Linked DNA regions of Homo sapiens: regions 1, 3, 4, 5, 6 and 7 are each linked to region 2. A link is a loop called in an ENCODE intact Hi-C map of the cell type or tissue named here. Cell type or tissue: PC-3. All regions are shown on one strand. Region 1 has its middle 4.0 kb from the start of SLC45A1. Region 2 overlaps ERRFI1-DT (ERRFI1 divergent transcript). Region 3 has its middle 27 kb from the start of LINC01714. Region 4 has its middle 14 kb from the start of LINC01714. Region 5 has its middle 4.4 kb from the start of LINC01714. Region 6 overlaps ERRFI1-DT (ERRFI1 divergent transcript). Region 7 has its middle 34 kb from the start of LINC01714.

Region 1 (4,000 bases), 220 kb after region 2:
TTTAATAATCCATGATGTTAAGATCAAAGATTAAAATAATTTGAAATGTTCATGCTTTTATTAGTTGCATAATGAGTAGTTAAGTGTTTAGAAAGTTCTGGTTAGTCGATTCAGAATTTTAATAAATTGAACAAACAGATAAAACACAAAAGCCACTCGAACTTTAAAGATCCCGGCCACATATTGTCTGGCAGTTGCTTCTTTCCAGACCCAAGCAGATGTTGGCTGGGACTTCTCTATGGATGTTGGGTGTTGACTGTTCTCACAGGTGAACTGTAAATAGAAGCAGAGGGGGGGCTCTCAGGCATGGGGCAGCAGGCTGAGCCTCAGAGGACCTTGGGCTTCTCTAGTGGCTGCCTCTGCCTGGTTCCTGGAGCTGTCCCGATAAGGTTGCCAAGTGGAGCAAATCAGAATACAGAATGCCAAATGTTGCCTGGAACATGCTGAGCATAAAAATTACTCTCTGTTTATCTGAAATTCAAATTTAACTGGGTATTTGTATTTTATTTGGCAACTGTGTGACCCAATGAGGCTTTACCCAGCCCACGAACAGGGAGGCTGCAGCTGCCTGGGTGCCAACCATGCCTGGATTCTACCACCTTAGTTCTAGAACCTCGGCGGCCCAACACCCTTTGGCTCCAGCATTGCCCAACGTCTAGACCCTGGGTTCATGCTCTGGCTCAGCTCAGAGGGCAACCATGACCCTGTAGGTTCTAATTCCCCCTTGCCCCAGTTCTTCCAGAAGACCTAAAGTCCAGGGTTTGCTTCCACAAGTACGTTATGAGAAGGACATACGTTTGGAAATCAGAATTCATTTTCCTGCAGAAATGGTTCAATGGAGTTTCACCGGCATGCCCAGGGCAGCCCAGGACAATCTGTTTTATCCCACAGTGTGCCCGTGTGTGCCCGGGTAAATCGCGCAACTTCAACCGATCCTACTCCACGTACAGTAAATAAGCATGTGGGTGTCAGTGCTCGGCCTCTGCCAGGTGTTGCAGGAGGTGCCAAAAAAGAATTGGATGGCCCTGTCCTCTGGAGTTTGCAATGTGTTGTCATTACAGGACTGTAATTTTGTGACTTTCTTCATATGGACACAAAATGTCTGGATTCTAACTCAGAGTTTCAGGGTGGCTGCTGGGCTCCCATCAGGAGGAGGCGTGGCAATAGGAATAGCGTGTGTGTGTGTGTGTGCACATATCTGAGAGTATGAGAGTGTGTGTGTGTGCACATGTGTGCATGTATGTGCACATATCTGAGAGCATGTGTGCACATATGTGTGCATGCTTGTGTGTGTGTATGAGTCTAGATCATGTCAGAGCCACAGAGGCTATCTGAAGAGAGGGAAGCAATATTGACTGCAGGTCGCTAATAATTCATTAACTCCAGATAACATAAGAGAATGCACTTCGTGTTTTTTTGTTTTTTTTTTTTCACAAGATCTCTTGCCCAGGCTGGAGTGCAGTGGCACAGTCTCAGCTCACTGCAGCTTCGACTTCCCCGGCTCAGGTGATCTTCCCACCTCAGCCCCCTAAGTAGCTGGAACTACCTACAGGTGCACGCCACCACGCCTGGCTAATTCTTTGTATTTTTAGCAGAGAAAGGCTTTCACTGTGTTGCCCAGGCTGGTCTTGAACTCCTAGGCTTGAGCCATCTGTCTGACTCAGTCTCCCCAAGTGCTGGGATTCCAGGTGTGAGCCACCATGCCCGGCCGAGAATGCACCTTTCTCTATGTTTGCACAGCACACACTTTGTACACACAGGTACACACGCACACCCATGTCTGTCACTGCTCAGATCTGAATTGGGAGCCACAAGCTGTCCACGTTGTAAGTCAGGGAATGGGATGGGCAGGGGTGGTAGAGACAATGGGACGGCACAGTCCCTTGAGGAGGCTGAGGACTGAGAACATGACCAAGGGGATTCGGATGCCATCTCTGAATCCCACCTCCCGCCCGCACCAGAGGACGGTAGATGCTGTATAAATAATCGCTGCACGAATGGAGGAATGACCACAAGGCCTGGGAGGCTCTCCCGCTCCAACCTTGCCTGTGTCATGACCCCACTCCATCCAAGTCTCAGGCTTCTGGATAGAAAAGAAATGGTGGAGATAATGCCCATTCCTGAAGCTATGATGACTACATGAGGTTAAAATACGGAAACACCTTAACACAGTGACTAGCACGAGATCTGTTATCACAAATAACGTTATTCATAAAAATTCACTTGGCTTCATGCTTTGCAGAAAAAGTGTGTTCACAAAGTAGAAAGAAAAATCCAGCCTTAGAACCAAGAATCTTTACAAGGTCAGGAAAAGCTTCTCCCTTTCCCCACCTCCTGCTCCGAGGTTTTCCTGCTGCCTCCCGGGAAAGGTGGGACTCTTCCACCACCTTGTGGACACCCAGGGATGGCAGGTGAGCAGGCTTCCACCGCCTCACACCAGCTCTCCTCTGCACTGTTGGAGCCTATTATTCTGGGTCCGACTGGGTCTCTCTAGGCTCACACTGTGCATGTCCTGTCTCCATCCTCTGTTCCTTTCTGGGCTGGGGCAGTGGATGGGGCTCCTGTGTCCTCCTGGCTGCCTGCCGGTCCCCGTGTACGTGGCAGGGCTGCAGCAGTCCCCTGTTTTCCTTAGATCCTGGCGTGGAGTTGGTGTGGCTCCTGCTTCCCTGGGGCCCTGGCTGGCCCCGTAGACCCCTCCAGGTCTCTCTGCCAAAGTCCCCCCACCCAGCCACCTGGCCCAACTGTCCTTCCCACAGTGAGGCTGAGGGTCCCCCCACCCCACGTCATGTCCCAGCCCCACGGGGCCATTGCAGCTTCAGCTCTGCATCCAGGCACTGAATGGGAGCCACAAGAGCCTCACAGGGCAAATTAGAGCCCCCACTGTTCTGATCCCCCAGCCGGGCTGCGGCCGCTGTGTTGGTGTACGGGGGCTCTGCCCAGAGCAAACTCTGCCACGACAGGGCTGAGGCGCAGGGAGAAAGGAGCTGGGATGCACCCCAAGCACCTTCCTCCCCCTCACTCTCCCTCCTCCCTCTGCCATCCTTCCCCCACACCCAGGACCGGAAGGGCGAGCGTCTCTTGTCTTTCCTGCATGTTCTGTCAGCCCCTTCCACTCTGGCCCCCAGTCTAGACCTATTGTCGAGACAGGAGAAATCTTGTCTGCCCCCAGGGAGAAACACTGCTCTCTGCCCTGAACTTGGAGGGGCTAAAAAGCAAAAGCTCTAGCCTTAGAAGGTTCTCACTTTGGAAGTTTAAAAAAGGTCAAAGGAATTTTCAAAATCCCTTTCTTTCTCAACAATGCTTAGATTTCAAACCTCTTCTCTTGTTGCAAAATCCCGTTGTGAACATCAGAACCTCGAGATGATCTTTAAGTTTTCTCAGCATTCCCCATCTTCTCTCCCCTCTGCAAGCAGCTAAAAGTTACAGAAGCAGTTGAAGCCAGCAACTCCCCACCCCCATCTCCTCCTCTCCTGGGGACAGGGGCCCCATCTCTCAGCCCTGTTGTGGGTTGGGTGTGGCCGGTGTGGCTGTGTGGCAGGGTCCTAGCCAATGGGATTCGAGTGGAACGTGGGCCTCCTGCACACCTGGCCCCGTGGGCAGGCACCACCTGGGCTCCTCCCTCAGTGCACCAGGGCAGAGCAAGATGGAGGCAACCGGGATCCCTGAATGGCTTCACAGAGGTCCCCACCCATCAGGCACACTTCTGCCAACCTCATGTGGAAGTAAGCTTCTATTGCATTAAGTCCCTGAGGTGCTGAAGCTCATCAGTTGATGGCAGGCCACTTGCATGCAAAATAGAAAAGGACATCGGTATTTTTTTCAAGCTGTTACCCTGTTATAGAGATAAAAGAAGCCAGAACCAGCCCCCTCCAGTGGCTCCTTCTCTTCAGCCTGGGCAGGATCTGTTGAAATTCCCATGGTGTCCTCTGGGGCCCTCTGCCCTGCGCCTCTCCCTGGCAGTGCGAGGTCCACAGTTCACCTGCAATTAGCTCCCATGTGC
Region 2 (4,000 bases):
AGAATCCCTTCTTATACACCACTCCCACTTTGGGGTCTAATGAGGCTACCACATGAAATCTATCAAGCAAATCTGAGATTTTCAGGGCAAATTGAAAAATCCATAATGTTTACATGGTCTAGATAAATTGTTATTGTTTATTTATATTCCAATTTCCTAAGAACTGATAGTAAAACTATCCTTACATGAACATGAAGAAAATTTCCAACACTCCAATATTATTTGTATCTACCTGTACTATCTCCAAGCTTTCCAGTTGAAAAATATAAAATCTGTGTTACTATTGGCCTCTGTCCCTTATTCCTGGACCTGGGCGTTAGCCTAGAGTCGCTCTGAAGTTAATGATTAAAATCTTTGAGTGGACATTCTCCACCGTTTCTTGGAAGCATTCTTGAGTTACCCGTTAGTTTCCAGTCTTAAACAGAGAAATACAGATACCACCTATTGGTAATGGTTTTTAGATCATGAATCTCCTTGTGGGATTACTTTGGAACATCTCCCCGCTCTTTATCGGCAGGCCGGATGGTGAAGGTCACTTCATCCTTTATCAGATTGTTATTCAACCACAATCCTTCTTTCAAGGATTCAGAAATACACAGGTTTCTACTAAAAGAAACGTCCATATCTTTAACCAATGCCTGTTTCTAGCACATTTCTCTAAGCGTAATTCTTTTTATCATCCAGATTCTTATGATTCATTCAAAAGAAATTTAGAGCCAAATCTGGCTTTTAAGCAAATATTTCTAACAAACTGACCTATTTTAGTATCACTCACCATAAGGTTATTTCAGGATGGTGAATGACAATATGCCAATGAACAGCAGAGGCTACCTTTTTTGATTCCTAAACAACCAGATTTTGTGAGACTACGTTTTTCTTCAGTGATTCATAATCAGTTTTGCAATTTGAAAGCAGTTTATGAGTCATTCAGTTTATGAATTTGTTGTCACTTCCTTAGAAAAGGGCTCCCTTTCCTTATAGCTTTTCAAGTTTAATTCAGTCGCCTGAAAGCTTTCATTTAACCTCAGTTTTTTCTGCTCCATGAAGAAAAACGATGTTATATATCCATTTTACTGTTACTATCAGGTAAGAAGGCCTAGGGACTAGTGACATCAATTCCACGAGCCATCAGTGTCCTGGGCTTTTAATTCACAGAAGAATGGATAGTTGTAATGAAAAAAAAATCTTATAAAAATACCAGTCCTGTTTTCTAAGTTTTAAATACAGATTCTCTGTTTTTAGTTATCTTGTTTCTGCTTCCCAATGCAATAAACTCTAGCCACCTGCAGGACTGCTGGATATTCTGATCTCTCCCTAGGATGAAAGAGCCACTTTAACTGGAAATCTTTACAACAAAACACCCTCAACTATTCAAGGAAGAAATTCGGTAGACTTCCATGCACGAGGCCTTTGAGAAGAGAAAATAGGCCCTCGTTCAGGCCCAGACAGATCATTGACAGCGTTTTTGGATTCCTTTTTTGATCAGGAAATTAGATCAACATCCTTATAGGGAAAGGTTCATTTGGGGCACAGGTGGGGCTCTTTAGTTAAAGTGTCTACTTCTCAGTCCATATTAGGCAACAGGAACTGCCTGAAAGGCACTTATTTTTCATTCTGTGTCATTCAACCATAAATGACTCAGTTCTGATATTATTTACCAAGCTCCTGTTGAACTCATAGGAGAGGCAGCTGTGCAGCACTCGTAATGCTAATCTTAATATAGTCTCAGCAGGGTATGCAGTCAGTGAGAAGTAAGACGGGTCATTTTTCCTTAAGATCATATTAATTAACTAGCTGACTCATCTCCCAGGAACTGGATTGAGTCCTCAAAATGCTTCATTTCTAAAATCATGGAGGCTTAATCTAAGTAATTTTACTGTCATCTGGTAAAGCTTATTAAAGCTTAAGGGTTTTTTTTAAAAGGCACACTTGAAAACTTAGAGGATTAGAGAAACTAAGGTAATTTTAGTAGCAGCAATGAGTATTTCATTTTTAACATTTAAACATTAATCTGGCATTCTGAAAGGCCTGAGATCTTATTGCTTCTTAAAATAGGCTTTGTTTTTTAGAGCAGTTTTAGGTTCACAGCAAAATTGAATGGAGAGTTCCCATATACTCCCTGCCCACGCAGGCACAGACTCCCCACTGCCAGTGTGCTGTACCGTAGTGATAAATTTGCTGCAATTGATTAACTCGCATTGGCACATCAGTATCACCCGAAGTCCACAGTTTACATTAGAGTTCACTCTTGGTGTTGTACATTCTATGGATTTTGACAAATGGATAAAAACACTTATCTACCATTATAGTATCATACAGAATAGTTTCACCGTCTTAAAAATCCTCTGTGCTTACCCACTCAGATCTTATTTTTAGTTTCAAAGTTAATGATCTAAATATGAGAACTGAAATCTGCAAATTTAAAAAAGCACAAGAACCCAAGTGTTTAACTTAAAATCAATGGTTCTTAAAAATCATTAATATAATGTAAAAATACTAAATATTAAATTTCAACATTAATCTTGAGATTTAATTAATTCAAAACATATGTCTGAAATGTACCTTTGCAGTAGCCATGAAAAAAATGTGTTACCTAAGTAAATAGTTTAAGTGTCTGAGAAACTTTTGGCCAAGGGACTGCAGTCACTATTGCTAATTCCCTGCTATCTGGAACTTAGCTACAATTAAGCAAATAAACAACAACAACAAAGGACAGAAAAATCTCTGAAAAATCCCCCCAAATTAGGAAAATAAGCAACACAGTTCTTTTCTTTTCTTTTTTTTTTTTTTTTTTTTGAGATGGAGTCTCTCTCTGTCACCCAGGCCGGAGTGCAGTGGCATGGTCTTGGCTCACTGAAACCTCCACCTCCTGGGTTGAAGCAATTCTCCTGCCTCGGCCTCCAGAGTAGCTGGGATTACAGGCATGTGCCACCATGCCTGGCTAATTTTTTTGGTATTTTTAGTACAGACAGGGTTTCACCATATTGGCCAGGCTGGTCTCGAACTCCTGACCTTGTGATCCACCAGCCTCAGCCTCCTAAAGTGCTAGGATTACAGGCATGAGCCACTGCACCCGGCCCAGCAACACATTTCTAAATAATTCATGAGTCAAAGAAGAAATTACAATGGAAATTAGAAAATATTTGAACTGAATGAAAATGAAAACACAATTTATCTAAATTTGTGACATGCAGCTAAAGTGGTGCTTAGAGGAAAGTTTATAGCAGCATTAAATACATATATTGGAAAAAAAGAAAGGTCTAAAATTAATGATCTAATCTCCTACCTTAAGAGACTAAAAAAAGAAGAGCAAATTAAACCAAATATAAGCATAAATAAAGATAAGAGTGAAAACTAATGAAAGAGAAGATGATAAAACAATAGAGAAAAATCAGTAAAATCAATAGCTAGTACTTTGAAAAGATTAATAAAAGTTATACCCCCTAGCCAGACTGATCAAGAAAAAAAAAAAGAGGAAAAACACAAATTACCAAAATCAGGAATGAAAGGCCATCACCATAGATCCTACAGACATAAACAGATTATAAGGGGATATTTTGAATAAATTGATGCCAATAAATTTCAAAATTTAAAGGAAATAGAAAATTTCTTTGAAAGATAAAAATTACTAAAACTGATTTGAGAAGAAATAGAAAATCTTAGTAGCCTTATATCTATTAAGGAAATTATTATTAGTTACTATTATTATTTTGAGACAGATTCTCACTCTGTCACCCAGGCTGGAGTGCAGTGGCATGATCTCAGCTCACTGCAACCTCTGCCTCCTGGGTTCAAGCGATTCTCCTGCCTCAGCCTCCCAGGTAGCTGGAATTACAGGTGCCTGCTACCATGCCTGGCTAATTTTTGTATTTTTAGTAGAGACGGGGTTTTGCCATGTTGCCCATGCTGGTCTCAAACTCATGGCCTCAAGTGATCCCCCGCCTCGGCTTCCCAAAGTGCTGGGATTACAGGCATGAGCCACCACGCCCGGCCTATTAAA
Region 3 (4,000 bases), 84 kb after region 2:
TAAATAATATTTTAAAAATTATTGTTCTGAGTATTTCTAGATTTGTATGATTTGAGCCATGATTTAGAATTCTGTTTTTAAATTTCAATACACAAGAACTTCATAATTTATCTTTTTTGCTATTGACTTCTACTTAATCACATTTTGTTTAAAAAATGTGATGGATGTGATACTAATTTTTTGAAATTTGTTGAGATGTGCTTTATGACCTCAGATCTGATTAATTTTTGTAACCATTCCATGTGTCCTTAAGAAGAATGGGCCGGGCACAGTGGCTCATGATTATAATCCCAGGACTTTGGGAGGCCGAGACAGGCAGATCACGAGGTCAGGAGATCGAGACCATCCTGGCTAACATGGTGAAACCCCGTCTCTACTAAAAATACAAAAATTAGCCAGGCATGGTGGCGGGCATGTGTAATCCTAGCTACTCGGAAGGCTGAGGCAGGAGAATCACTGGAACACGGGAGGCGGAGGTTGCAGTGAGCCGAGATTGTGCCACGGCACTCCAGCCTGGGCGACAGAGCGAAACTCCATCTCAAAAAAAAAAAAAAAGAAGAATGGATATTCTCTAATGATTGCTTTTAGAGTTTTACATATGTTCATTACATCAAAGTAGTTAATCAAATTTTTCAAATATATTTATTTATTCTTTTTTTTTTTTTTTGAGATGGAGTCTTGCTCTTGTCATCCAGGCTGGAGTGCAATGGCATGATCTAAGCCTTCTGAGTAGCCAGGATTACAGGTGCCTGCCACTATACTCGGCTAATTTTTTTGTATTTTTAGTAGAGATGGGGTTTCACCTTATTGGCCAGGCTGGTCTTGAACTCCTGACCTCTGGTGATCCACCCGCCTCAGCCTCCCGAAGTGCTGGGATTACAGGCATGAGCCACTGTGCCCGGCCTATTTATTGATTCTTTTTTGCTGCTTGACCTACTGATTATTGAGAAAAAAAATTGGTGGATTTGTCCATTTCTATTACTTTTTTTTTTTTTTTTTAAGACAGATTCTCACTCTGTTGCCCAGGCTGGAGTGCAGTGGCACGATCTCGGCTCACCGCAGCCTCCACCTCCTGGTGAGGTGAAAGTTTGCCAGCTGGAACCTTCCAGCAATTCTCCTGCCTCAGCCTCCCAGGTAGCTGGGATTACAGGCATGCACCACCACACTTGGCTAATTTTTGCATTTTTAGTAGAGGTGGGGTTTCACCATGTTGGCCAGGCTGGTCTCGAACTCCTGACCTCAGGTGATCTGCCAGCCTCAGCCTCCCAAAGTGCTAGTATTACAGGTGTGAGCCACCGTGCCCGACCTCTATTACTTTTTTATGTATATGGTGTGAGACATTTTTATTAGGTGCATATACATTTAGAATTATTATGTCTTCTTGGTGACACGAAAATTTCATTTTCATATAGGAACCTTTTCTGTCTTAGAGTCCTTGTGTGTGTGTCATACTGATGTAGTTATGCCAGTTCTCTTTTGTTTAATATATTTTTGGTGTCTTTTCCCCACCTTTTGCTTTCAACTTTTCCATGTCCTTTTGCTTTAGATGGCTCCCTAACAGGGTTTATCCAAGGATGATAATGTCTGCTTTTTAACTCAATGAGTTTGACCCATTTATATTTTGGGGGACGATGAATACTGTGATACGTAAGTTTCCAACATCTCACTGTAGGGGATACTGGAAAGTATGAGCGTCAAGATCATGTATCTTTTCCAGGAATCAAAGCACGTAGTGTGGCAATTCAGATATGTTGGTTGCCTTGACTCTTCTTCAACAGAATTAACAGTTTTGGATCTTGAGAAAATGTTATTTTCTGGCTAAGTATAGGGGTAAAATGAAATCTTTGGGAAATTAGTGAATTCTCATGATTTCTCAAAGCTTTTCTTGGGTAACTCCAAGAGGCAGCCTGGTGGAGTGAAAGCATGGACTCCAGTGCCCCATTCTCTAGCTGCGTGATTTGGAGTAAATTCCTTATCTCAGTGACTCTGTGTCTCCATCTTGAAATTGAGAATAATCACACCGGCCTGAGATTTTTTTACCATGTGAATGGAAGCACGTGGCACATAGCAGGGACTGAATGAATGTGCCCATGTCCGCTCTCCCTCCTCTTTCTAGGGCTGCGGCCTTGGTGATGTCAAGAACATTTTGTAAATATTACAAGTAAGATAAGGCATTGTGACTATTACTCGTTAAAATCACTTTGTTTCCTGACTTAGGTGATTCACTGCAACCCAGAGAAAGTTTTGTGTTGTGTTCTGGCTGGCGAAACTTCTGCAAACAACGAATGCTTCTTTTCATCAGCCTATTCTGCGTTGGTTGGTAGGATGTCAGTCTATAACCACATCAATTTCAGGTAATAACAAGTGTGTGAGCTTTCTGAAGCTTTTTGTTTACTTATTTGTTTTAGGGTTGTTCAAGTGTGACTCATGTAGTAGCACTGCATTCTTGAGAATTCACAGAGATCGAAACACAGATATGAAACAGGGCCAGAAAGAATAAGGCGTTCCCAATATATGAGAGTAAAAAAAAAGCACAAGAAAGCGAAAGCATTCAATGTCTGCATCCTGTATAGATGAGAAACTTAGCAGTATCCTCTTTTCTTTTTGGACCAATCATATGCTGATAAAACAGGGTCTCGCTGCTTTCCCCCCATTTTTAACATCTTCAAACATTCTGAGAGCCTACGGGAATAGAGGCAAACAGGTTTGATGTGACTGGTCATTTGGCCAAAGGTATTTTACTCTGCGCTCAGCATTTTGTTTCGTTCATGCTCTCTAGCAGTTTGGAATCTAAAAAGGAAAGATTAGATAGAGGAAGTGTGAAAATGCATACGCAATGTGGGAAACCAGGCCATGAACTTGAGTTTTTAAATGCATGGTATAAGGCCGGGCTCAGTGGCTCACGCCTGTAATCCCAGTACTTTGGGAGGCCGAGGTGGGCGGATCACCTGAGGTCAGGAGTTCGAGACCAGCCTGTCCAACATGGTGAAACCCCGTCTCTACTAAAAATACAAAAATTAGCCGGGCATGGTGGCAGGCGCCTGTAATCCCAGCTACTCGTGAGGCTGAGACAGGAGAATCGCTTGAACCTGGGAGGCAGAGGTTGCAGTGAGCCGAGATCGTGCCATTGCACTCCAGCTTGGGGGACAAGAGCAAGACTTCGTCTCAAATAAATAAATAAATAAGTGCATGGTATGGTTTGGCTAAGTTGGAAACCATGGGATAATCTGGAATGGTTTATTAGAGAGGCTAATGGTGGGGAGGTAGGTACCCAGAACCTTGGGCTAGAGATGACTGACCCTTTCTGGCTGTGTGATCTTGGGCAAACTGCTTCACTTCTCTGTGCCTCAATGTCCTCCATCATGAAGAGAGAATATAGGGTGCCTTCATTGTAGGGTAGTTGTAAGGATGAAAGGAGTTGGTATATATAAAGTACCTATCTCAGTCTAGGGCTTCTCAGCCAGCATGCAGGGTATATGGGCTTCAAATGGATGAAAAAGGTGCTGATCCCAGGTACCTGGCTGTGAGCATCCTCATCTGCTTACCCCAGAGGAGTGTCTCCCCCAAAACATTGCATTTTCTTTTCTTTTCTTTTTTTTTTTTTTGAGACAGAGTTTCCCTCTTGTCTCCCAGGCTGGAGTGCAATGTACAATCTTGGCTCACTGCAACCTCCATCTCCCAGGTTCAAGTGATTCTCCTGCCTCAGCCTCCCAAGTAGCGGGGATTACAGGTGTCCACCACCATGCCTGGCTAATTTTTTGTATTTTTAGTAGAGATGGGGTTTTGCCATGTTGTCCAGGCTGGTCTCAAGCTCCTGACCTCAGGTGATCTACCTGCCTCAGCCTCCCAAAGTGCTAGGATTACAGGTGTGAGCCATCACGCCCAGCCAAACACTGCATTTTCTATGAAGGCCATGATATGACAGAGCTCGGAGGGCACTACCAGGCCCGATTCTCTGGGCCTGAGGGTGCGGCTGTCTCGGCAGTCGACTGTATTGATG
Region 4 (4,000 bases), 96 kb after region 2:
AAACCCCCGTCTCTACTAAAAATACAAAAATTAGCCGGGCTTGGGTGGCGGGCGCCTGTAATCCCAGCTACTCGGGAGGCTGAGGCAGGAGAATCGTTTGAACCCGGGAGGCGGAGGCAGTGAGCCGAGATCGTGCCCCTGCACTCCAGTCTAGGCGACAAGAGCAAGACTCTGTCTCAAAAAAAGAAAAATAAAAAAAAGGAGAGACAAAAAGGCAGCAGCTGTCTGAGAACTAAGTGCTCACACGGAACATAGGATCTCTATCCACAGAAGAAAGAGTTAGTGCAGTCAAGGCTGATGTGGGTAAAATAGTTCTCACTAATTCTGTGTACACAGAAGTAGAAGAAAATATTGCTTTTAGCCAAAGGGTTGAGAAACACGGGCGTTTCATTGGTTCAAGTCAGCTAGAAGAGGACTGACCATCAAGCTGATGGTCAGTTAAATAATATATTGGGTTGACGTCAGAATTTTTCTTATCAACCTAGGGGTATATTTTCAAAGCAATAATGGGGAATAAATTTCACAGCTCATTACTTTAGTAGAAACTGTTAGGTTATTCTCATATTTTGTGATAAAAATTTAACCTCTGCTGGGTGTGGTGGCTCACGCCTGTAATCCCAGCACTTTGGGAGGCCAAAGCAAGTGGATCACCTGAGGTCAGGAGTTCGAGACCAGCCTGACCAACATGGTGAAACCCCATCTTTATTAAAACTACAAAACTTAGCCAGGCATGGAGGCGCCTGTAATCCCAGCTATTAGGGAGGCTGAGGCAGGAGAATCACTTGAACCTGGGAGGCAGAGGTTGCAATGAGCTGAGATCGTGCCATTGCACTCCAGCTTGGGCAACAGAGTAAGACTGTCAAAAAAAAAAAAAAAATTAACCTCTACTAGTAAATAGTAAGGTCCATAATAAATGTCAAAGTTGACATACTGGTAGATTTAATCTACACTTGAGCAGAAATCGATCATTGCTAAATAGTTTCACATTTGTCAATCAGTGCAAGTTTGTAATGAAACTGCCTGTTACAACCAGCCTTTGCTGTAGCATAAACACCAGTGAGCCTGTTTGAAATAAAGTTTTTCTTCTTATTAAAAAAAAAAAAAAATCTGGAGCCTGGGCAAGGTGGCTCACCCCTGTAATCGCAACACTTTGGGAGGCTGAGGTGGGCGGATCGCCTGAGGTCAGGAGTTTGAGACCATCCTGGCCAACATGGTGAAACTCCATCTCTACTAAAAATACAAAAATTAGCCAGGCGTGGTTGTGTGTGCCTGTGGTCCCAGCTGCTCAGAAGGCTGAGGCAGGAGAATCACTTGAACCTGGGAGGTGGAGGTTGCAGTGAGCTGAGATCGTGCCACTGCACTCCAGCCTGGGTGACAGAGTGAGACCTGTCTTGAAAAAATAAATAAAATAAATAAATAAATAAATAAATAAACTGAAAAATAAAGTTAATGTTGACTATTTATGGTATGTAACATGATGTCACTGTTCTTAGTTTATATTTTATAACTCAAAAATCTCACCGTACTGGAAAGCTGTCTGTAGTGATATACTTCCCTCCTTGCTCACATTCCCAAGTTTGCACAGTGATTGATGGGAAAGGCAAAGCTGATCATAAATCATAGTTTGAACACCCCTCTAGGACCAAGACACTTTTCTCTCCCCTGGATCCGTGAGTTGCCAGTAGATGTCCTGATTTCGAAAGGGACCAGAGAAGAACTTGTGAATTAACAAGAAAAATGCATTGCACCTGGACAAACAACTCAACGCAGATGGCCTATAGAAGGGTCGGCCATGTTACGTTCCTATAGAGAGGCTAAACCATTGTTCAGAAAGCTCAGATGAACTGTTTACCATCTCCCCTGAGAATCAGACAAGAGGAAACTGGTTAAAATCACAACAGGAAGTTTACATTATAGTTTTTTAAAGTCTGCTGACAGTGAGTGGTCCTGGATAATATTATTGTGGTTCTGGGAGGATATAAATGCTTTGGTACCTATCCCCTGATGACAGAGAGGCTCTAGCACGTACATCTTGTGTGGGCTCGAAGAGTGCTTTTAAGTTCAAAACTTCAAATAGATGGAAGAGAGAGATCCAAACCTCCATGAAACCTGTTTAGGAACCTGCATCTCAGATGGAAACTCGAACGACAACAGATACCTGAATATTTGCCTAAGCAAACTTGGCTACAGCATTCTGCCCATGCTTGGTGCTGCTTCTCCAAAAGGCGACTCTGGCGTGTGTTGGGCGTTACATCATTCTCTCCTTCAGGGGCTTAAATGATGAAATATCAAGAGAGGGAATTAAATATATGGGATTGGGGGCTGTGAGACATTTAGCGACGATGACCTTACTCAAGATGACATAAGGAAGCTTATTCACCCCGCCCTTCCTTGTTTGAACAGTGACTCGGCCATGAGACTTGTTTTTAAAGCAACTAGAAATAGAATCTATCACTGTTTGCTATGATATCAAAAATGCGTGTCTTGGGCTGGGAAGTAGGAATACAACAAGGGAGTATGCTTTAAACCAGGCTGGAGTTTTGGAACATTTGCAGAAATAAATGTATATTCCAAAAGCAATGTCATCCTTTTTAGAACCCTTTCTTTGGGAAACATTAAAATACAGGACCACCCAGAATGAGCCTTGAGTACCTCGGGTTCAGAGAGCTTCCTGGGTGAACATAAAGGCTGTTGCCTCTGCCCTCAGGGCACGTCCGAGGAGGAACCCTAAATAGCTTAGGGTCCCAATCCTGTCCTTTTATTCCCATCTAATGTCAACATAAGGTAAGCATGAGGATTTCTTTTGGTATAACTGAATTACTCAGAAATCAGGAAAAACCAGTGAATCGATTAGGTATCAATTGAACTCCTGCTGCTACATATCTGTATCCAACCATGTGTAAGGCACCATGGGGGATCCAGAGGGACCCAGGACAGGATTCGTGCCTGCCTCCAAGGACTTTGATACAGCTAGAAGAGAAGAAAGGGACTTGAGCTCAGTGGCTCTGCTTGTAATCCCAGCACTTTGATAGGGTGAGGCGGGCAGATCACTAGAGGTCAGGAGTTCGAGACCAGCCTGGCCAATATGGTGAAACCCCGTCTCTACTAAAAATACAAAAATCAAAGCTGGGTGCGGTGGCTCACGCCTGTAATCCCAGCACATTGGGAGGCCAAGGCGGGTGGATCACCGAGGTCAAAAGTTCAAGACCAGGCTGGCCAACATGGTGAAACCCCATCTCTACTAAAAATACAAAAATTAGCTGGGCATGGTGGCACACACCTATAATCCCAGCTACTTGGGAGGCTAAGGCAGGAGAATCACTTGAACCTGAGAGATGGAGGTTGCAGTGAGTCAAGATCTCACCACTGCACTCCAGAGCGAGACTCCATTTCAATAAATAAATAAATAAACAAATAAATAGGCCGGGCGCGGTGGCTCACGCGTGTAATCCTAGCACTTTGGGAGGCCGAGATGGGTGGATCACGAGATCAGGAGTTTGAGGCCAGCCTGACCAACATGGTGAAATGTTGGTCTCTACTAAAAATACAAAAATTAGCCGGGCGTGGTGGCGTGCTCCTATAGTCCCAGCTATTCTTGAGGCTGAGGCAGGAGAATTGCTTGAATCCAGGAGGCGGAAGTTGCAGTGAGCAGAGATAACGCCACTGCACTCCAGCCTGAGTGACAGAGAGAGACTCTGTCTCAAAAAAAATAAAATAAAATAAAAAATAAAAAATAAGCAAATAAATAAAATAAAGAAAAAGACTTGTGAGAAAGAATCAGAAAGGAGAGAACGATGAATGGGAATATATTCTTAAGTAGCAGGAGAGCAGCGTGTCACAGGAAAATCAGACTGGCTGTAAATGTCCACGAATCTAAGGACCGTGGATGGGGGGGTCACATTGCCCGCGCAGGAGGCCACTGCAGGAATTCCAGTTTCTAGAGGTTTCTGGGAGCCTGCAGGAATGGTGAGGGACCTGGGCAAAATAGGGTTGGCTAGGA
Region 5 (4,000 bases), 110 kb after region 2:
TTACATGTGACGTCAGAAAGGCTCTGTAGACAGGAGGCGGGATGTGCGCCTGGCCAGCACCCCCCACCCCGCCTCCATGCGCAGTGATTACAGGCTGGATGGCACGTAGTGAGCCAGGCGAGGTCACCTTTGCACAAGCGGAGTGACTTTTCCCCCAATCTCATACCAGTCTGGCAGCATGTATGAAAAGAACGGTGAGAGAAGCTGTTTTATGCATTTCTAAAGGAAGCAGAGAAGTAAGAGCTTGGTATTTTTCAAATGGAACTCAAAGGTCTTTGCAGCCTGGGCTCGGCACTGGGCTGAGAGCCGTCAGAGGAGCTGCTGCAGGGGTGGCTGCCATTCCTCAACCCGATTCTATCGTTATTATTTACATTCTATGTCTTCTCTTTCAAGATTATTTTTTTGACATTTGCCTTCTGGCAGAGCTGGGACCAATGAGTGGGAGGTGGATTTTGGCGGAACACAGGAGGAATTCTCTTAGTCAGAGCCATCCAAAAATGGAAAGACCTGACTCAGAAGACAGCGTGTCCCCTGCCTGCATAAGGTCCTGGTGAGGTCCTGTCAAGGGTGCTCTGCCCTGTGCTTTGACAGGTGTGTGCGGAGATGAAAGGTAAATAGCCATTCTTGAGCGTGTCCTCTGTGCCAGACACTGTTTTAGGTACTTTTACGTGAACTAACACATTTAACCTACAAACAACCCTATGAGACAGGAACTATTATTGCCTATTATTACCCTCGTCTTACAGATGAGGAAACTGAGGCACAAAGAAGTTTAGTAACCCGCCCAGGTCACAGGGCTGGTATTCTAGGGAGGCAGGACTCAGCCCCAGGTGGCCTAGTGGCCTTGCTCCTACCTTGACCACCAGTGAAGTTGATCCTCTCATCAGCTGACCGGGCACAGTGACCAGCTGTTCTGTGCTAAAAGGAGTTTAGAAGGCAGCTGACTCAGCCCAAAATGTGGGGTTAGAAGTCAAGAAGGCTTTTAGACAGGGAACATCAGTCAACGAGTAACAGAGGCTAGGCTTGAACTCTCTGAAAGGAAGCCTGGGGGTGCCTGGCACACATCCCGTCCCGCCGCAGGCGCAGGTGGAACCAGGGAGTTTGGGGCCCGCCACTCCTGGGCTCAGCATGCAGTTAGCTCCGCACCCCCTTGCACCCCAGGTCTACGAGTTGGCTTTTTGCTTAGTTCATTCAAGTGAGTCTCCGACTTCTCCTCCAGTTTCAGGAATCTGTCCCAGATTTCTCCCTGGGCTGAGTTCTTGCCTTGGTCACCTGCCCAGGACTGCAGTTTCTCTGATACCACCTCAGGGGAGGGGCAGGACCTAGACCCTCAGAATCTGGCCTTGAAGCCTGGATACATCTGGGGAGCTGCTCACGCTTCTCAGCTGCATTTGCCTTGGTTGAGGATGGGAAGAAGATGCCTCCTTCCAAAGATTGCCGTGAAGATGGCGATGCGATAATGTGAAATCGCTGTGCGCGCGGCTGGACTCTATCAATCATGGTTGTCTTCCCACCTTTGCCACAGACTGAAGGTCCCTTCCTGAGCTCAGCCTGTTGGCATTCAGTCCCTGGGGCTGAACCTGGGCGAGCCAGGTGCCTCCTGCAAAAAGAGACAGTTCAACAAAGTGCAAGGAGGAAAGCTCTTCTGTACCACCATGCCCTGTGGAGGGTACCGTGTGCAAGGACTATCAGAGAGGTTCAGGACTGCCCTTCGGTTGAGCTCAGTGACTCTTTGTTCTTTGTTTTGTTTTGTTTAGTTTTTTGAGACAGGGTCTCACTCTTGCCCAGGCTACAGTGCAGTGGTGTGATCTCGGCTCACTGCAACCTCTGCCTCCCAGGTTCAAGCCATTCTCCTGTCTCAGTCTCCTGAGTAGCTGGGATTACAGGCATGCGCTACAACACTTGGCTAATTTTTGTATTTTTAGTAGAGACGGGGTTTCGCCATATTGACCAGGCTGGTCTCGAACTCCTGACCTCAGGTGATCCGCCCACCTCGGCCTCCCAAAGTGCTGGGATTACAGGCATGAGCCACCAGGCCTGGCCTCAGCGACTCTTTGAACCAGCGTCTGAGTCAGGAAACAAGGGTACCACTAGGCTCCAGGACCTGCTCTGTCTGTAAAATGAGAAGCAACTAGAATATCCCTAAAACTCCTCTTAGCTATAAAATGTTCTGATTCATGACCAAGGGAAGAAAGAAAATGTGTATGTAACCAAATAAAAATACTTTCTGATGTGAGCCAAGGAAGGGGACAGAAGTATTTGGCTTCCTCATTCAGCCCCACCCTATAGAAAGTTCTGGCTCTGGCATGAAGACACACTGGTCTGGTTTCCTCTCGCTTTTATTTCACAAGAGCCCCCAAATATGACATTTACGAATGCTCTGATAGTAGATCCTATTCAGGTGATTGGCCTGGAGGCTGAAACTTTACACAACAGCTTCCCCTGGGGCCTGGCAATCTTAAGGATTGGTGAAACTTTCAGCTAAGAGTAAAGAGCTTCTCACGTGGTTCTCATGGTGATGTTTTCCTTGCAACGGTTCTATAAAATGGGTTAAAATAATTTTTATGATCTTGCACTTGGGAAAACCAATAGACACAAAGGTTTAGTTATTTTTCCACAATGTGTGAATATGGGAAAAGTGGAAGAAGTTTTGATCCCAGAATTGGCTAGCTCCTTCTCAACAAGCAAACCCTGGGATCTTTTCCAATCACATCTTTGATGAGAAGAAAGTGGCTTCTTGCTCTCCAACAAATATTTGCCCCCAGATTCCTGCACCTACTGTACAATTAGAGAAAATTCCTGAGGGCTGAAGTCGAAGCTTCTGTCTTCTGTCTTCCTGTCAAGGTATCTTGGACCTCTGGCCAAACACTCAGATTAAAAGAGGAAATATCTTCATGGCTAATTTCTTTTTTTTTTTTTTTTTTTGACATGGAGTCTCACTCTACCACCAAGGCGGGAGTGCAGTGGTGTGATCTCAGCTCACTGCGACCTCCACCTCCGGGGTTCAAGCGATTCTCCTGCCTCAGCCTTTCGAGTAGCTGGGATTACAGGCGCCCGCCACCACGCCCGGCTAATTTTGTGTATTTTTAGTAGAGACGGGGTTTCACCGTGTTAGCCAGGATGGTCTCAATCTCCTGACCTCGTGATCCACCCACCTCGGCCTCCCAAAGTGCTGGGATTACAGACGTGAACCACTGTGCCCAGACTTTTTTTTTTTTGAGACAGACTCTCACTCCTGTCGCCCAGGCTGGAGTGTATTGGCGTGATCTCAGCTCACTGCAACCTCTGCCTCTGGGGTTCAAGTGATTCTCCTGCCTCGCCCTCCCAAGTAGCTGGGATTACAGGTGCACACCGCCAAACCCAGCTAATTTTTTTTGTATTTTAGTAGTGATGGGGGTGCATTTTACTGTGTTGCCCAGGTTGGTCGCGAACTCCTGAGCTCAGGCTATCGGCCAGCCTCAGCCTCCCAAAGTGCTGGCATTACAGGCGTGAGCCACCACACCCAGCTGACATTCTGAAACAGAATTTCTGAAATCCCAACTCTTCTCTACCCTAAAAGACAGTTCTGCCCAGTGGGGCCCAGTGAGTCGTCTCAGAGCATTGGGTCCTGGTATGAAACGAGACAAAGCAGCCTCTGTCACACCCTTACCATGAAGGATCGTTCATCCGATTGGAGGGCAACAGAGGGAAATGTTGACATCCTCAATTTCATCAGAATCCTTTTCCAAAGACACAAATAAGACGTCTTAAATATGGAAAATATGCATCATGATGTTGAAATCTCACAACTAAACATCATTTCCGGTCCTGTGTGTTTACTAAGTTTATATTCCCAATTTTAAAACTACCGATCAATTCTTTTTTTTTTTTTAGATGGAGTCTCACTCTGTCGTGTCGCGATCTGGGCTCACTGCAACCCAGATTCGGTTCAAGCCGATTCTCCTGCCTCAGCCTCCTGAGTAGCTGGGATTACAGGCACCCACCACCATGCCTGGCTACT
Region 6 (4,000 bases), 50 kb before region 2:
TGAGGCCAGGCGCAGTGGCTCACGCCTGTAATCTCAGCACTTTGGGAGGCCGAGGCAGGCGGATCACCTGAGGTCGGGAGTTCAAGACCAGCCTGACCAAGATGGAGAAACTCCGTCTCTACTAAAAACAGAAAATTAGCTGGGAGTAGTGGCACATGCCTATAATCCCAGCTACTTGGGAGGCTGAGGCAGGAGAATCGCTAGAACCCGGGAGGCGGAGGTTGCGGTGAGCTGAGATCGCGCCATTGCACTCCAGCCTGGGCAATAAGAGCGAAACTCTGTCTCAAAAAAAAAAAAAAAAAGAAAGTTTAGTAAAGTGAATCTGAATGATTTATTTGTACAGAAAGAATGAATTTCCTCTTAGTCATACATCCGACACCCACACGATACCTTGTCATTTTCAGAAGAAATCTGATGCCCAATTAGTGTGTTTTAATTTAGCCAGTGATTTTCCATCTGGCTCTAATGTGTATTCTGGAGGGTGGACTAATATGGAGTTCAATGGTTTGTTAGGTTTTGAGATGGAGTTATTGGCTACAAAGAACATTTCACAGAAGCAGGACTTCATAGATTCTGAGTTTTTCCCCTTGTTTTGGTTAGTTGCAGGATGAATGGGGACAGAAGAAGCAGATGCTACTTATTTTGCGATTACATGCCTTAATATAAATAGTTTAAAATGAGGAAAAACCTTTACAAAAATAGATGACAGAGCAAACTGTTTTCTTGTCTAGCGAAATTTCTGGCAAATAGGTAAATGCTTTGTTATTCTAGGATATAAGTCACAGATTTTAGATAAGCATATTTTGCACAAATAACAAGTTCTCTTTTTAAAAGTTTTAGGCCGGGCGTGGTGGCGCATGCCTGTAATGCCAGCACTTTGGGCGGCCGAGGTGGGCGGATCACTTGAGGCCAGGAGTTGAGACTATCCTGGCCAACATGGTGAAACCCCGTTTCTACTAAAAATACAAAAATTAGCAGTATGGTGGCGCACTCACGTAGTCCCAGCTACTCGGGAGGCTGAGCAAAAGAATTGCTTGAACCCAGGAGATGAAGGTTGCAGTGAGCCGAGATCGCGCCATTGCACTGCAGCCTGGGTGACACAGAGACTGTCTCAAACAAGAAACAAAAAACAAAAAACAAACAAAAAAAAGTTTTGTCATTTTTGCAGATACATACACAGAGAGAGAGAGAAAGAGATCGATCTTGTCAACTTTTAAGACTTCCCTGTGTTGAGTACATTCATATACTAATATTGAAATTAATGATTAAATTCAACCCACAGAAAAATCTAAGACTAAATAAGCCTATTATAAAATTGAAGTTTTCAGTAAGGGTGTTGATTCCTATTATAAAAATAGAGGAGATTCCAGAAGTAAGGGCTCCTGGACAAAATATTCTGTTTTCCATTTTGTGGAATGGATTGTTTCAGTCCATTTCCAACAGGTTCGCATTCTGTTTTCATGTTAGGTTTTCTGACCTTCAGTGGTTTTGTTTTCATGTACTTGAGCATATGGTCCCAGACAGCTGACATTGTTCATGTCCTTTACTTCCCTAAGAATTACACAACCTTCCCAGGCTTTCTCATCTCCAGCAGTTTTGTCACATTGCTGAGTAACGTCCACCCTTGGTAATCTCTTAACATTATTTCCATTCTGTATGTAGACAACAAATTAGCATTTATGACCTAGGTTTTCTGTTTTTCATGAAGGTATCAGACAATCTCAAATGTCTGTGGAATGTTACGCTTGACTAGGAAGGTGTAAATTGTTTCTTTTGATAGTTCTTAATTTCAAATGATTATGAATTCATTATTTTTAATGAGAGAAAGGTGATTGTATACCTGCAAAACTTTTAAACATCGACCTTTGGTAAAACACAATTCCAATTGTGTTTAATCATGACTACTTAGATACAACTGAACAAGCCCCAGGCACAGAAGTTACGACTAAAACATTCAGCCCTTCCAGGAACAGAACCAGAAATTTCTCCATATGTCTGTAGACGCTGAACTTCAGGATGTCTGTGAATATTTTCTGTGTTCCACTGTCCCCTCAAGTTTGTTTCCCAGCCATGGAAAATGCCCATGAGAAAGAGTTGTGCAATTGCTAACTGTTAGTCACTTTATATTTCCTGTATCCCCTATTTAATTTCCCTGGTAGCTGGCAATAACATCTAGGATTTAAGTTGCTGAAGGGTATTTGGGAAAACCCACATAAATGTCTAAGATGAGGTTTGGCAAGCAATGAATCTTGGTGACATAACAATATTATAACTAGAGATTTCATCAGACAGAGGAGACAGGAAATCCCTGACACTGCCAAACACCCACTTAAACTCATTTGAGTCCGAGGACCATCGTTTGTTAAAAATGGATTTTACACAGTTTTTAATTTGATGAGGCTGCTGAAATAAAAATTTGGACCTGAATTTTAGATGCAATGAGATTTCTCAAAGGGACTTTGGGAAAAAAGAAAAGAAAGAAAAGAAAAAAAGAACTTATGTAAAGTTCCCGTAAGGAGAGCAACAGCTGCTATGGAATAGCCAAGCCCTGCTCCACCAGGAAGGGGCCTGAGCTTTGGCAAGGATACACTTAGCCTGACCAATCCAGAGACTCAGCCTCCACTACCAGTGGGATGACGGATTTCCCAGTCGTACTTTTCTCACACCCAAGAACCTAATGGACATAATTTTAAGTTTAAGGCAGCATTATCTATGGGCACAAAAATAATTAGAAAGGATAAATAAGATCTAGTACTTGATAGCACAACAGGGTGACTACAGTCAATAATAATTTAATTCTACAGTTTAAAATAACTAAAGACCCCCTCCCATGCCATTACCTTCAGACTTCTCAACCCCTCCCTGCAAAAAAGAAAAAATAATAACTAAAAGAGTATAATTGGATTGTTTGTAACACAAAGGATAAACGCTTGAGGTGATGAATACCTCATTTACCCTGATGTGATTATTACACACTGTAGGCCTGTACCAAAATTTTTCATGTACCCCATAAATATATATACCTACTATGTACCCACAAAAATTAAAAATTAAAAAAATACAGCAGTATCTAAATGGAGGTATTATAGTTATCTTTTCCACTGTGAATTCACTGGTCTGAATTTTATCCCAGCCTAGATATTGTTTAATAGTTTGTAAGTTTTAACTGCTTCAAGGTAATTTTTGTTCATGTTTTGTTTTCACTGTAGTCTTGCTCAACACATATGATCAGATTCTGTTCTAGAATTTGTTAACTTTTTATTAGAGGGGCATGTACACTTGAAATCTATTGTCCTATTCTTTACTTTTCTCAAGCTATGCCTGCCAATTCTTTTTTGTTTGTTTGATTTTTTTTGTTTGTTTGTTTTTATTATACTTTAAGTTCTAGGGTACATGTGCACAATGTGCAGGTTTGTTACCTATGTATACGTGTGCCATGTTGGTGTGCTGCACCCATTAACTCGTCATTTACATTAGGTATATCTCCTAATGCTATCCCTCCCCCCTTCCCCCACCCCATGACAGGCCCCGGTGTGTGATGTTCCCCACCCTGTGTCCAAGTGTTCTCATTGTTCAGTTCCCACCTATGAGTGGGAACATGCGGCGTTTGGTTTTCTGTCCTTGTGATAGTTTGCTCAGAATGATGTTTTCCAGCTTCATCCATGTCCCTACAAAGGACATGAACTCATCCTTTTTTATGGCTGCATAGTATTCCATGGTGTATATGTGCCACATTTTCTTAATTGAGTCTATCATTGATGGACATTTGGGTTGGTTCCAAGTCTTTGCTATTGTGAATAGTGCCACAATAAACATACGTGTGCATGTATCTTTATAGCAGCATGATTTATAATCCTTTGAGTATATACCCAGTAATGGGATGGCTGGGTCAAATGGTATTTCCAGTTCTAGATCCTTGAGGTATCGCCACACTGTCTTCCACAGTGGTTGAACTAGTTTACAGTCCCACCAACAGTGTAAAAGTGTTCCTATTTCTCCA
Region 7 (4,000 bases), 77 kb after region 2:
ATTTATTATTTATTTATTTATTTTGAGACAGGGTTGAGCTCTGTTGCTCAGGCTGGAGCACAATGGCCCAATCACAGCTCACTGCAGCCTTGAACTCCTGGGCTCAAGTGATCCTCCCACCTCAGCCTTCCTAAATGCTGGGATTACAGGCGAGCACCACCACTTTTTTTACTTTTTTTTTTTTTTTTTTTTTTTGAGACAGGTCTCACTTTGTCACTCAGGCAGTAGTGCAGTGGCACAATCTCAGATCACTGCAACCTCCACCTCCTGGGCTCAAGAGATTCTCCTGAATCAGCCCCCAAAAGTAGCTGGAACTACAGGCATGCAACCACCACGCCCAGCCAATTTTTGTGTGTTTTTTTGTAGAGATGGGGTGTTCCCATATTGCCCAGGCTGGTTTCAAACTCCTGAGCTTAGGCAATCTGCCCACCTTGGCCTCCCATAGTGCTAGGATTACAGGCATGAGCCACTGGGCCTGACCAGCCTTTTAGTTTTTATGATTGCTTACTTTAACCAAAATTTTTAGTTAACCAACCAACTGCAAATCCTAATTGTAGTGAATCTTTTTTTTTTTTGAGATGGAGTCTCGGTCTGTTGCCCAGGCTGGAGTGCAATGGCGTGATCTCAGCTCCCTGCAACCTCCGCCTTCCAGGTTCAGGCGATTCTCCTGCCTCAGCCTCCCGAGCAGCTCAGATTGCAGGCACATGGCACCACGCCCAGCTAATTTTTTTTTTTTTTTTTTGAGACGGAGCCTCACTCTGTCACCCAGGCTGGAGTGCAGTGGCACAATCTCGGCTCACTGCAAGCTCCGCCTCCCAGGTTCACACCATTCTCCTTCCTCAGCCTCCTGAGTAGCTGGGACTACGGGCGCCTGCCACCACGCCTGGCTAATTTTTTGTATTTTCAGTGCAGACGGGGTTTCACCATGTTAGCCAGGATGGTCTCCATCTCCTGACCTCGTGATCCGCCGGCCTCAGCCTCCCAAGGTGCTGGAATTACAGGCGTGAGCCACCGCGCCCGGCCAATTTTTGTGTTTTTAATAGAGACAGGGTTTCACCATGTTGGCCAGGCTGGTCTCGAACTCCTGACCTCAAGTGATCCGCCCACCTCAGCCTCCCAAATTGCTGGGATTACAGGCGTGAGCCACCGTGCCCGGCTGTGCTGGATTTTAGGACTCTACTGTTCTTAAATATTTTGTTGCAAATCACAACATTCACTAATTCCACACGCTTATCAAAACTGGTAGTATTTTTTGAGCCAGTTCCATGCAAATGTCCTCATCCTGCACACATACGTGCACATACTCATATTAACAAACATAACTGAAAATTCAACCCCATAAACTTGGCATATAAATTTAGTTCAAGTACAACCAGAGGAAAAAAAAACAGATCTGATTTTTAGATATTCTGCTTAACCAATCATACAATTCAGTCAGAGTGGCCGGGCATGGTGGCTCATGCCTGTAATCCCAGAACTTTGGGAGGCTGAGGCAAGCAGATCACTTGAGTCCAGGAGTTCAAGACCAGCCTGGCCAACATGGTGAAACCCTGTCTCTACTAAAAATATAAAAATTAGCCAGGCACGGTGCTGCAAGCCTGTAATCCCAGCTACTTGGGAGGGTGAGGCAGGAAAATCGCTAGAACCTGGGAGGCAGGGTTGCCATGAGCCAAGATCGTGCCACTACACTCCAGCCTGGGTGACAGAGCGAGACTCCATCTCAAAAAAAAAAAAAAAAGAATTCAGTCAGAGTAGCATACATGTAGCAACCAACTACTGTACAAACTATACCAATACTTGGCTCTCTGAGAGATGCCAAAAAGCAGTATTTTGCCTGATCCATGTGCTCAACAAAGTTAATCTTGTTGGCAACATTAGGCCTCAATGCCAGAAACAAGAATGACGTCAGGGAGGCTAACAGCAAGTGCTTCCCAAGGGCCTCGCCCTGCCGAGCCTCTGTGTGCTTGCCAACACCAGGGGTGGTGTTCTATCTGGGATGTCTGCTGCCAGTTTGTCTGTAAAAATCTTCTCTCTCTTTCAAGTATCACTTCTTGCACGAATCTAAATTTTCCTTGTCCTTAGGTGACCACTTGCTTTCCAAGTTTTTAAAAATATATCTTCTGATATTTACAAAATATTGAATGTAACATATATGTTAATAATTAACTAACATCTGTTAATAAAAGTATAATAATAATAAATCCTTAAACCCAGCAAGCAAACCAATAGCTAGAACATCACTAATAACTTTATCTACCTATGGGACCCCTCCTTCTCCCTATCTACTTCCCCTCTAAGGGCAAGATGGTAACACCCTGTTCCTATGCCTGTAGTCCCAGGTACTCAGGATGCTGACGTGGGAGGATCATTTGAGCCCAGCAGGGCGAGGCTGCAGTGAGCCGAGATTGCATCACTGCACTCCAGTGTGGGCGACAGAGTGAGGACCCTGGCTCAAAGAAAAAAAATATGGGAGGACTGGGTGCAGTGGCTCATGCCTGTAACCCCAGCACTTTGGGAGGCTGAGGCAGGCAGATCACCTTCTCTGCTAAAAATACAAAAATTAGTCGGGTGTGGTGTCATGCACCTGTAATCCCAGCTACTTGGGAGGCTGAGGCAGGAGAATTGCTTGAACCCAGAAGGTGGAGGTTGCAGTGAGCCAAGATCATGCCACCACACTCCAGCCTGGGCGATACAGCGAGACTCTGTCTCAAAAAAAAAAAAAAAAATTTAAAGCCTGGGTTTTGTGGCTCCCACCTATAATCCCAGGACTTTGGGAGGCTGAGGCAGATGGATCTCTTGAGCCCAGGAGTTTGAGACCAGCCTGGGTAACATAGAGTGACCCTGTCTCTAGAAAAAAATACAAAAAACTTGTCTGAGTGTGGTGGCGTGTGCCTGTAGTCCCAGCTAACTCAGGAGGCTGAGGTGGGAGGATCACCTGAGCCCAGGAGGTCGAGGCATGGTGGGGCCACTGCACTTCAGCCTGGACAATAGAGCAAGACCTTACCTCAGAACAACCCAAACAAACGAAAAACCTTTGTGTTATCATGTTATAAAAAACCTTTGTGTTATCATTTTATTATGTTACATAATTTCTTTCCAAATGCTGTTTTTTATTAAGTATCATTTAGATACAAAAAAATGCATAGATTTTAAGCATATAGTTTGATGAGTTTGGAAAAATGTTTACACCTATGGAACCACTACTCCATTGAAAATATGTATCAGCGGGGCGCGGTGGCTCGCACCTGTAATCCCAGCACTTTTCCCAGGCAGGCAGACCACGAGGTCAGGAGTTCGAGACCAGCCTGGCCAACATAGTAAAACCCTGTCTTTACTAAAAATTACAAAAATTAGCTGGATGTGGTGGCACCCACCTGTAGTCCCAACTACTCAGGAGGCTGAGGCAGGAGAATCGCTTGAACCCAGGAGGCAGAGGTTGCAGTGAGCCAAGATGGCACCATTGCACTGCAGCCTGGGTGACAGAGCAAGACTCTGTCTCAAAAATATATATATATCATTTCAGGCTGGGTGCAGTGGCTCACACCTGTAATCCCAGCACTTTGGGGAGCCAAGGTGAAAGGATCACTTGAGCCCAGGAGTTCAAGACAGGCTGGGCAACACAGTGAAACTTCATCTCTACTAAAAATTAAAAAAAAAAATTAGCCAGGCCTGGTGGTGCACACCTGTGGCCCCAGCTACCAAGAAGGCTGAAGTGGAAGGTTCACTTGAGCCTGGGAGATGGAGACTGCAGTGAGCCGTGACCATGCCTCTGCACTCACTCCAGCCTAGGTGACAAAGCAAGACCCTGTCAAAAAAAAAAATTTCCATCACCCCAGAAAGTCCTCTGTATCCCTGTCAATCAACACCCTCTCCTCTGCCAGAGGCAACCACCATTCTGCTTTCTGTCTCCATAAATTCGTTTTGCCTGTTTTAGAATTTCATATAAATGGAATCACACAATATTTACTGTTTTGTGTCTAGTTTTTGTTGTTTTTCACCA

The links. A loop is a pair of places that touch in the nucleus more often than their neighbours do. Peaks named below come from ENCODE experiments on the same cell type or tissue, not always from the same donor. Only the 100,000 strongest peaks of a DNase experiment are listed, where the experiment ranks them.
Region 1: it touches region 2 in a loop (11-fold over the local background); 8 of 110 quality-filtered maps call a loop at or near these places.
Region 3: a loop joins it to region 2, with 8 times the contacts of the local background. A loop is called at or near these places in 7 of 110 quality-filtered maps.
Region 4: it touches region 2 in a loop (5-fold over the local background); 9 of 110 quality-filtered maps call a loop at or near these places.
Region 5: it touches region 2 in a loop (5-fold over the local background); 6 of 110 quality-filtered maps call a loop at or near these places.
Region 6: a loop joins it to region 2, with 4 times the contacts of the local background. A loop is called at or near these places in 14 of 110 quality-filtered maps.
Region 7: it touches region 2 in a loop (5-fold over the local background); 8 of 110 quality-filtered maps call a loop at or near these places.

What each region holds. Positions count from the first base shown.
Region 1 is chr1:8,312,094-8,316,093 of GRCh38, forward strand. No RefSeq gene overlaps it. Among named protein-coding and RNA genes, the nearest start is that of SLC45A1, 4.0 kb to the right of the region's middle. RefSeq lists silencers at 2,282-2,331, 2,372-2,421. In PC-3, CTCF peaks have their summits at 2,396 (motif pointing left) and 3,905 (motif pointing left); a DNase peak (open chromatin) is centred at 2,378; H3K27ac peaks cover 1,615 bases.
Region 2 is chr1:8,095,944-8,099,943 of GRCh38, forward strand. The region is part of intron 2 of ERRFI1-DT (ERRFI1 divergent transcript); the gene reads left to right. Among named protein-coding and RNA genes, the nearest start is that of ERRFI1-DT, 71 kb to the left of the region's middle. RefSeq lists enhancers at 738-1,937, 1,303-1,352. In PC-3, no CTCF peak of the experiment used is centred here; DNase peaks (open chromatin) are centred at 828 and 1,628; H3K4me3 peaks cover 1,220 bases; H3K27ac peaks cover 3,454 bases.
Region 3 is chr1:8,180,155-8,184,154 of GRCh38, forward strand. No RefSeq gene overlaps it. Among named protein-coding and RNA genes, the nearest start is that of LINC01714, 27 kb to the right of the region's middle. In PC-3, no CTCF peak of the experiment used is centred here; a DNase peak (open chromatin) is centred at 2,287; H3K27ac peaks cover 3,243 bases.
Region 4 is chr1:8,192,347-8,196,346 of GRCh38, forward strand. It overlaps the pseudogene EIF2S3P1. Among named protein-coding and RNA genes, the nearest start is that of LINC01714, 14 kb to the right of the region's middle. In PC-3, no CTCF peak of the experiment used is centred here; a DNase peak (open chromatin) is centred at 2,345; H3K4me3 peaks cover 320 bases; H3K27ac peaks cover 3,976 bases.
Region 5 is chr1:8,202,267-8,206,266 of GRCh38, forward strand. No RefSeq gene overlaps it. Among named protein-coding and RNA genes, the nearest start is that of LINC01714, 4.4 kb to the right of the region's middle. In PC-3, no CTCF peak of the experiment used is centred here; DNase peaks (open chromatin) are centred at 475 and 2,285; H3K27ac peaks cover 4,000 bases.
Region 6 is chr1:8,045,766-8,049,765 of GRCh38, forward strand. The region is part of intron 2 of ERRFI1-DT (ERRFI1 divergent transcript); the gene reads left to right. Among named protein-coding and RNA genes, the nearest start is that of ERRFI1-DT, 21 kb to the left of the region's middle. RefSeq lists an enhancer at 22-1,221. In PC-3, no CTCF peak of the experiment used is centred here; DNase peaks (open chromatin) are centred at 1,576 and 2,166; H3K4me3 peaks cover 949 bases; H3K27ac peaks cover 3,473 bases.
Region 7 is chr1:8,172,622-8,176,621 of GRCh38, forward strand. No RefSeq gene overlaps it. Among named protein-coding and RNA genes, the nearest start is that of LINC01714, 34 kb to the right of the region's middle. RefSeq lists an enhancer at 435-965. In PC-3, no CTCF peak of the experiment used is centred here; no DNase peak of the experiment used is centred here; H3K27ac peaks cover 2,539 bases.